2 separate regions of the Homo sapiens genome follow, and region 2 is linked to region 1. A link is a loop called in an ENCODE intact Hi-C map of the cell type or tissue named here. Cell type or tissue: MCF 10A. All regions are shown on one strand. Links, peaks and the distances in the headings refer to the core of each region. The heading gives the core; the rest is flanking DNA.

The links. A loop is a pair of places that touch in the nucleus more often than their neighbours do. Peaks named below come from ENCODE experiments on the same cell type or tissue, not always from the same donor. Only the 100,000 strongest peaks of a DNase experiment are listed, where the experiment ranks them.
Region 2: it touches region 1 in a loop (2.3-fold over the local background); 2 of 110 quality-filtered maps call a loop at or near these places.

The regions. Positions count from the first base shown.
Region 1 is chr1:203,660,929-203,665,320 of GRCh38, forward strand. The region is part of intron 1 of ATP2B4 (ATPase plasma membrane Ca2+ transporting 4); the gene reads left to right. Among named protein-coding and RNA genes, the nearest start is that of ATP2B4, 36 kb to the left of the region's middle. In MCF 10A, for the core only: no CTCF peak of the experiment used is centred there; a DNase peak (open chromatin) is centred at 2,513.
Region 2 is chr1:203,556,325-203,560,716 of GRCh38, forward strand. No RefSeq gene overlaps it. Among named protein-coding and RNA genes, the nearest start is that of OPTC, 64 kb to the left of the region's middle. RefSeq lists enhancers at 1-749, 763-1,340. In MCF 10A, for the core only: no CTCF peak of the experiment used is centred there; DNase peaks (open chromatin) are centred at 1,307 and 2,207.

The sequences.
Region 1 (4,392 bases), core at 117-4,116:
GTGAAACCCTGTCTCTACTAAAAATACAAAAATTAGCCGGGCATGGTGGGGTGGCCCTCTAGTTCCAGCTATTTGGGAGGCCGAGGCAGGAGAATTGCTTGAACCCAGGAAGCAGAGGTTACAGTGAGCTGAGATCGCGCCACTGCACTCCAGCCAGAGCAACAAGAGAGAAACTTTGTCTAAAAAAAAAAAAAACTTTCCCAAGGTCAAATGGGTAGTGATCTGGGATTTGGGCTGTCTGTCCACAGAGCTTATGCTCTTAATCTCTGCACCATACTTTAAGAGGTGAATGATCACTGAGAAAGAGAGCTCTCATGTCTGGAAAGCACCTCAAAGGCAATATTATGAAAAAAGTGTGGCTTCTGCCAAAGTCGGGTTTGGATTCTGGCTTGGCTTCTTACTGTGTGAGCCTAGACAAAGTATTTAGCCAGTTTTCTCCTCTGTAAAATGGGAGTGATACGACCCATTTCCCAAGGTTGTTGAGAGGATCAAATGAGATACTAATACAGAGTGATCAAAAAGCCTGGAGACTTAGTTCCCCATCTTGGGTCAGGAAAGCCTTAGCTGTACCTGCTGTAACCAGGTGCCTGTGTTCTCTGAGCTGATGATGGGGTGACTTTGGGAGAGGAGAGGATGAACACAGATGCCTTTCTCCTGCTCTTTGAAAAGGTGATTTGTCTACCCTATGCCCACCACCCTCAATGCACTCCCACCATTGTCTCCTACCACACACAAGCATGCTGCATGGTATTCAGAAAGCCCAGTCTGTTTCTCCACCCCTTTGCCTTGTCACTCAGCTTTGCCAGGTCCCTTGAGTTCTTTGATGTTGTGCCAGGCTCTGTGTGGGCTCCCAGCCCTGGGCGTGTCTGTGGTGACTGACCTGTGCCCCACTGGCCTCCACCTCCATTACCACAATGGATCTGAACTCTCGGTGACAGCAGCTGCTGGTCCACATCTGGAATTTAGCTCTGCTCTTCCCTTCTCCACCCTTCTCACCTGTCTATACCAGGATGACTCTTCCATCTGCTCTTCTTCCTTCTCCTATTTTTATTTATTTATTTTACTGTGATAAAATATACAGAACATAAAATTTGCCATCTTCACCTTTTTTTTTTTTTGAGATGGAGTCTCACTCAGTTGCCCAGGCTGGGGTGCAGTGGCACGATCTCACTGCAAGCTCTGCCTCCGGGTTTCACACCATTCTCCTGCCTCAGCCTCCCGAGTAGCTGGGACTGCAGGTGCCTGCCACCACGCCCGACTAATTTCTTTTTGTATTTTTAGTAGAGACAGGGTTTCACCGTGTTAGCCAGGATGGTCTCGATCTCCGGACCTCATGATCCACCCGTCTCAGCCTCCCAAAGTGTTGGGATTACAGGCATGAGCCACCGCTCCCAGCTTATCTTAACCATTTTTAAGTAGACCGTTCAGTGGTACTAACTACATTCCCAGTGTAGGTTTCCCATCACCATCATCCATGTCTAGAACTTCTCCTTCATCCCAAACTGAAACTCTGTACCCATTAAACAATAATGCCCATTCCCCACTCCATCCAGCCTGTGGTAACCTCCACTCTACTTCCTGTCTCTATGAATTTGCCTATTCTACATACTTCATATGAATAGAATTATACTGTATTTGTTTGTGTGTGTGTGACTGGCTTATTTCACTTAGCATAATGTTTTCAAGGTTCATCCGTGTGGCAGCATGTGTCAGAACATCCTTCCTTGAATAATAATTCCATTGTATGGATGTGCCACACTTGTTTGTCCATTCATCTGCCCATGGAGGCCCTCCTTTTTTAAATCACATTTTTTGGGTATATCATAATTTGCAGTAATATGAAGAGAATAGCCTACTCTTTCCTTGTAGCAGGAAACTGAGGAGGGTCACTCTCCCAGATAGTGGAAGGCAGGTGGAATTGAGTGTGCTGTTTATAAACTCTGTCCTGAGGTTTTACTCTTCCAGAGGTCTCTTTTCTCGACAAATACTTAATGCGCATGACATCACCTGAACCCAGAAGTGCTAGCTAGAGAGAAGTGATTATCTGGGGCCAGAACCTTGCATTTGCTTGCCTTCCTAGGGAAAGACCCTATTGTTAACCCTGGAGATTCCCTCCTTTCAATGCTGAAGGCCTTTAAAGGGTCTAGAGACTGTAGAGCAACATTTTGTTTCCTGTTTATATTTTTTGGGTTTGTGTTTGCTTTTGTTTTTTGCATTTCTTCCCCTTGTCAGTCTTTGTCCTTCCTGGTCCTGATGCACTTCAATATTTCTGGATGTGCTGTACTATAATCATAGGCCTTCTTAATATGGGTGTATCCTGTCTTCTTTATTTAGAATTCTGCGGACTGGGAATTCCCTAAGGGAAAGAGCCTTCTTCCTTTCTTTTTCTAATCTTCCTCCACCCTTTTTTGTTCTCCTCCCTTTTGTACCTCCACAACACACCAGGAGGTGTACCGCCTCCATCTAGACCACAAACTGTACTCTCAGGGTACCCATGGCCAAGAAGAATGACACACACACACATCACACATACATTCAGCATGTCTCACTGTTACCTCTGAGAGGAAGTAGGAGAACCTATATTAATCCTCTGAGCTCATCAGGACAGGAATCCCCAGCTCCAATGTCCTGGGTTGGGCCTAGAATTATCCCACTATTTTCTACAGGCTGCTCTCTCTCTCTCTTTTTTTTTTTTTAAGCAAGGTCTTGCTCTGTCACCATGCTAGAGTGCAGTGGTGTGATCATAGCTTACCGCAGCTTCAAACTCCTGGGCTCAAGCAATCTTCCCTCCTCAGCCTCCTAAGTAGTGGGGACTACAGGCACATGCTACCACACCCAGCTAATTTTTTATTTTTTGTAGAGACGGTGTCTCACTGTATTGCCCAGGCTGGTCTCAAACTCCTGGCCTCAAGCGATCCTCCTGCCTCGGCCTCCTGAGTCTCTGGGATTACAGGCATGAGCCACTGTGCCCAGCCTCTTCTCTCCAATTTCTTTTAGGACCTTGTAGTATGGAGTATGCCTTAGCTTCTTCTAGGCTCTTCCTGTGGTTGCATGGCCTTAACTGAGTGAGTCACTTCACCTTTAAGACCATATGCTCTAAAATCTGTCAAAGAATGATATTGTCAGTCCTGTCTATCTTAAAAGATTGTTGCAAAGATCAAATGTCAGAGTGCTTTGAAAACTGTGAAGCATTATCCACATGTGAGTTCTTAACAGAGTTCCTTTACTCTCATGAACTCTTTCTGTCTTTTTACTTAGTCTTGCTGACACCACTTAAAAAGGAACCTCAGACAGATAGATTCCCCAGATATAGCTGCAAAAATTAGAGATTCTGGAGAAGTCTGGGAATGGGGAGTACCAATGTCCTCCTGGTACACAGAGCCAAGGGTCCAGATCCAGGACTGGAAAGTATAGGAACACGGTGGCCAGAGGCACGGGGAGGCTCTGACAGAGGGGCAGGAGCAGTTTGCCTCCACTGTTCAGTGGCTTCTTAAGATACTTGATCTTCATCCAAGGGCAAGGGCCTTTGCACATGAAAAAAGTAATAATCCTTTCAACTTTGGTATGGGGTAGATGACTTTTTGATCCCCATTTTTTTAGATGAGGAAATGAAGGCTCAGGGAGAATGGATTTGGAGGAGGTTTGGCTGAGAGGCACTGGTGCTACTTGGGAAGGACTTCATGGGAGAGCCTGTGAGCTGTGAGGGGCAGGAGCCTGGCCCGGGTGCAGGGGCCCCACGGGGCTGGCCACTTTGACATCTTCAGCTCTGGCTCTGGTGCATCCCCATGTCAAACTGGATTCACTACTGGTTTTCTTCCTTAGATATTTTTCAGGATTTGGTGACCCAAGGGAATGCCAGGTTGACAGTTAACTGCACCTGCTAGTCCTTAAGGTACTTTTATTTTATTTTATTTTATTTTTGAGACAGAGTCTCGCTCTGTCACCCAGGCTGGAGTGCAGTGGCGCGATCTTGGCTCACTGCAAGCTCCGCCTCCCGGGTTCACGCCATTCTCCTGCCTCAGCCTCCCGAGTAGCTGGGACTACAGGCGCCTGCCACCGCGCCTGGCTAATTTTTTGTGTTTTTAGTAGAGATGGACTTTCACCGTGGTCTCAATCTCCTGACCTCGTGATCTGCCCACCTCAGCCTCCCAAAGTGCTGGGATTACAGGCGTGAGCCACCGCACCCGGCCCTTAAGGTACTTTTAAAGATTTTAGAAAGGTGAATATAGCCCACAGGAGCAAGGCCCATCTGGCAAAACTTAGGGTGGATTTCATCTCCCAAACCACCTCCTTACCTGGTGCCCATGTTCAGGGCACATGCTACCTGACTGTATGTAGCAGCTCTGAAAAGAGAAGGTTCCCCTCTGCTCAGGGTGAGCCCTTAGTGGGAGG
Region 2 (4,392 bases), core at 263-4,262, 100 kb before region 1:
AAAGTCCAGGGTTGGGGGATGGGGGGTGGCCCCATAGGCCAATCCGCCTCCCACTTGCTTGGTTTGAATTAGTGGGTGCCTTAAAAAGGAGCAAATGCAGCCTGGTTCTCAGAGCTGGGCCAGGCGCAGCTCAGGGAGCCAGGCAGAAAGCCGAGAGGAGAACACATTTCATTTTAATGGGAAACAGATTTGAGAGGGGAAAAAATGAGAATGAGAGAGGAATGAAACCCCGGCACTCCCAGGAGAGCAGCTGGAGGTCTGCCTGGTGTGACCTCCCATGACGATCCTGCTCACCACCCTCCCGGCCCCACCTCCTGCATGCCACAGTGTTGCACGTCCATGTGCACAGCCCTCTCACTGCCCTGTCCCTCATCGGACCCCCACAGTAGCCCTGAGCGGTAGGCTGAGCAGAGTCACTAGCCCAGCGGATCAACCAGATCCTGTTGTTCAAGGGCAGCGGCACGAGAGAGGAGGGGCACCAGAGGCCTGAGAATTAGAAACTCAGTGACGGGATCAGGTCTGCAAGAGATTTGCATGTATTTGCCTAAGTTATGCAGCAGCACAGACTCTTTGTCTATATTTAGATGTAATGAAATAATCGTATTCTTTTAAAAACTGAGATGGGGCTATTTTAAGGCAGCCAAAGATTACCTGTTTATGTATGATGCATGTAAAACTGTATGGAGAATTACGTGAACACCTATAATCACTCAGGACCCTGGAGAAAATTCTCTTTTCCATTTCCTCCACTAGTGGATTTCTCACCTTGTAAAGTGGGGAAGTGGGATACCTCCCCATTTGACAAGGCAAGAAAATGCCCCCTATCTCCCCAACAATTAAACCCTAAGGCTATTGTGTTTGCCATTAAGAGAAGCATTGGCCCCAGTCTAGGGATAAGGGAAATCAGGCAGGGTGCAGGAATACAAGAGAATCATGAGTTTAGTCTGCAAGAAGTGTATTTTCTCCTTTCCCCTTTCTAGTCCCACATGGAGCTTTCATGATGCCTGCAGGTGAGGGCCTTGTGGGTGCCAGGCACTGTATGGGGTGCAAGGGTTTCAGACATGAGTCTGAACATGGCCTCAGAGTCCTCAAAACAGGTGCGTAAAGTGATCCTATCAGTATAAAATAGTAAGACAGAATTATGTACAGAGGAGGAGTGCTTGGCCTGGGGAGTGGGGGTGGGAATTCCATGAGTGTTTCCAGGAGAAAAAAAGAAGCAAATGGAGCACAGTCTTGGCAGATGAGTAAGAGTTGGCGGGGTGGTGACAGCACGGAGGCATGGAAAAGCAAAGCAGGAGACTGTCCTGGAAATTCAGGCAGAGGCCGGTGGGGCAGAGGAGGGCCTTGTGTGTCTGCCAAGGGTTGGCTCACCATCCTGCAGGCCAAGGCAGCTTTCGGGTGAAGAGTGCTTCGGTCACCTTTAACATGGGTGTTTTGGGCTGCACGGTGGGCTGGAAGGCTGGAGAGAGGTCAGAAAGGAAGCTGCTGCAAACATCCAGAAGGTGATGATGGTCTGAGCAATGGTACCATTGGGAGGGCAGAGGAGGAGAGAGCAGGATTGAGAAAAATTGGAAAGGGAATCAATAGGACCGAGTTAGTAGGTGACTCTAGAGGGCAACCGTAAGGAGGAGGAAAGAGGGGCATGAAGGAATCCAGCAGACTGACATTGTGTTCTCTGTTGGAGAGATCTGGAAGTCAGAGAGGATGAAGCTGTTCAGGAGACAGGAGAAGAGTAAAATCTTTTTTTTTTTAACCTTCCAATGGCCAGATAGAGCTGTTGGGCAACCCCTCAGCTGAGATGCTCCCCTGATTGGAGACTCCCTAGCTCCAGCTGCTTGCAAGCTCAGGCAACATCCTGCAGCCTCTGGAGGATTTAATTCAATTCAACAAATGCTTATTGAACAGTTACTCCACATAGGGAAAGGAGAATCTAATGATGATTGAGTACTTAAATTGTGTTCACAGAGTGTTAAGTGCATTTACATGTAATCTCATCTCTAGTCACCATCCCCTCATCCCTGAGAGGCCAAGTCATTACCCTCCAGGGGCCTGAGAGGTCGAGTCATTTGTCCAAGTTTGGGTGGTAAGTAAGCGGCAGTGCCAGGAGGCAAACCCACAAGTAGTGCCTTATCACTAAGTCACATTGTTACACAATGAAGCCAGGAGGTTGCAAGTGACGAATACACTATTTTAAGCAAATCAAGGAATGCATTGGCTTATTTAACTAAAAAGCACATGAGTCAGCTGGCTCCAGGCACAGCTAGATCCAGGAGCTCAAAAGATGCTGTCAGTTCTCTCTTGCACTTGCTCATAAATGAGTAAATCCATCTCACTCCCATTTATGTTCATCTTGGCTCATCCATAAGGCAGCATAGCACGCAGAGCATAGCATGACTGTTTTGGAGTCCCACAGCCTGGGTTCCAATCCGGACTCCACCACCTAACTAGCTGGATGATTTCAGATGAGCTGCTTAACTTCTCAGTGCCCCTGTTTCCTTGTCTCTAAAATTGATATAATAATATTACCTCTTAGGATTTTTGTGAGGAGTAAATTAGATCGTCCACACAGTGTGCTTGGAGCAGGGTCTGATACAAAATCCGCACCCCAACATATCAGCCATTGTTCTTTCCATCTCTGCCTCTTTTGAGGTGGGTCTCATTCTCTCCTATGTTAGATGCCTTCTTCCGTGTAGCCCAGAGAGATGGCCCCAAGCAACCCCACCTTACATCATCCTTTCAGCCTCTGGTCTCAGGAAAAGAGCTCTTTCTCTGTGTATGGAGGTAGCATGCCCATCCCTGCAGCCATCTCTGAGGCCAGGGGCTGCATCTTCTGTGCTGCTCTGTGGAGGTGGAGGTGGGGCACCATGACTCACAGCCCCCCGTGGGTCATATAGAAGTAGAAGAAGGAGGGTTCCTTAAAAGATGGGATGCTGTGAAGACAAAATAACATATGTCCACTGTTCTGTGCTAGTTGCCGTTATGACAGAGTGTGACAAAAAGTGAGTACGGCAGAGTCTCCTCTCCATGAAAACTTATATCAAAGTAGGAAAGACGAGACAAGGACACATTTATCCAGAAGGCAGACTGTGACAAACTCCATGAGAGAAGGACTGTTAAGATCCCCTGCAATTTTCAGGAAAGAAAAAAATCACACATGGTTGGGTGAATCAGTAATGAGTTTGATGAAGGAGTTTGGCTCCTGGGGATGGTGTCCATTCAGCAAGTACAATAGCGTAGGGGAAGAGGACCTTCTAGTTTGATAGCATAGGGTAGAAAAAGGAATCCTGAGCAATGAGGCTGGAAGGCAGAGCTGGCAGCAGCACATGCACAGAAAGCAGGCGGAGGTCAAGGACTGTTAACTCAGGGGACTAGAAAAGAAACAGCCATACACAGATATTGAATTATCAAGACTGAAGGCAGGGGATGCATGATGTGGAAGAGGCTGTGAGTCAGATGCTGAGGTCATTTAGAAAGTTCTGGGCCGGGCTTGGTGGCTCATGCCTGTAATCCCAGCATTTTGGGAGGCCGAGGTGGGTGGATTGCCTGAGGTCAGGAGTTCGAGACTAGCCTGGCCAACACGATGGCCCATCTCTACTAAAAATACAAAAATTAGCCAGGTGTGGTGGCAGGCACCTGTAGTCCCAGCTACTTGGGAGGCTGAGGCATGAGAATCGCTTGAACCTAGGAGGTGGAGGTTGCAGTGAGCCCAGACCGCACCACTCCACTTTAGCCTGGGCAACAAAAGTGAAATTCTGTCTCAAAAAAAAAAAAAAAAAAAAGAAAGTTCTGGATTTATGAGCATCATCATTCAGGATGAGGAGAAGCCAGGAAAAGCAGATGGCCAGATGGCCAGATGGCAAAGATTTTAAAGAAAAATCTTAATTCTTAATCCCCAGTGCCCTCCAGAGACTTCTTTAATTTTTTTTTCTTTCCCTTTTTTTTTTTTTTCTTTTTTCTTTTTTGAGGCTGGGTCTTGCTCTGCTTCCCAGGCTAGAATGCAGTGGTGTGATCTCAGCTCACTGCAGCCTTGACCTCCTGGGCTCAAGCAATCCTCCTGCCTTAGCCTCCTGAGTAGCTAGGACTACATGTGCATGCCACCACACCCAGCTATTTTTTTTTTTTTTAATTTTTTGTAGAGATGATGTTTTCCTATATTGCCCAGGCTAGTCTCAAACTCCTGGGCTCAAACAATCCTCCTGCCTTGGCCTCCAAAAGTGCTAGGATTACAAGCATGAGCCACCATGCCTGGCCTCCTCCAGAGACTCACGTGAATTCCAATTAATCTAATTCAAGAGAAGTTAGCTTTCTAGAAGTAATTTTATATCTGTGATAGGTGTGCAATCATTCATTCATTTATACACTCATTTAACATTTGTTCAGCATTGTGCTGGG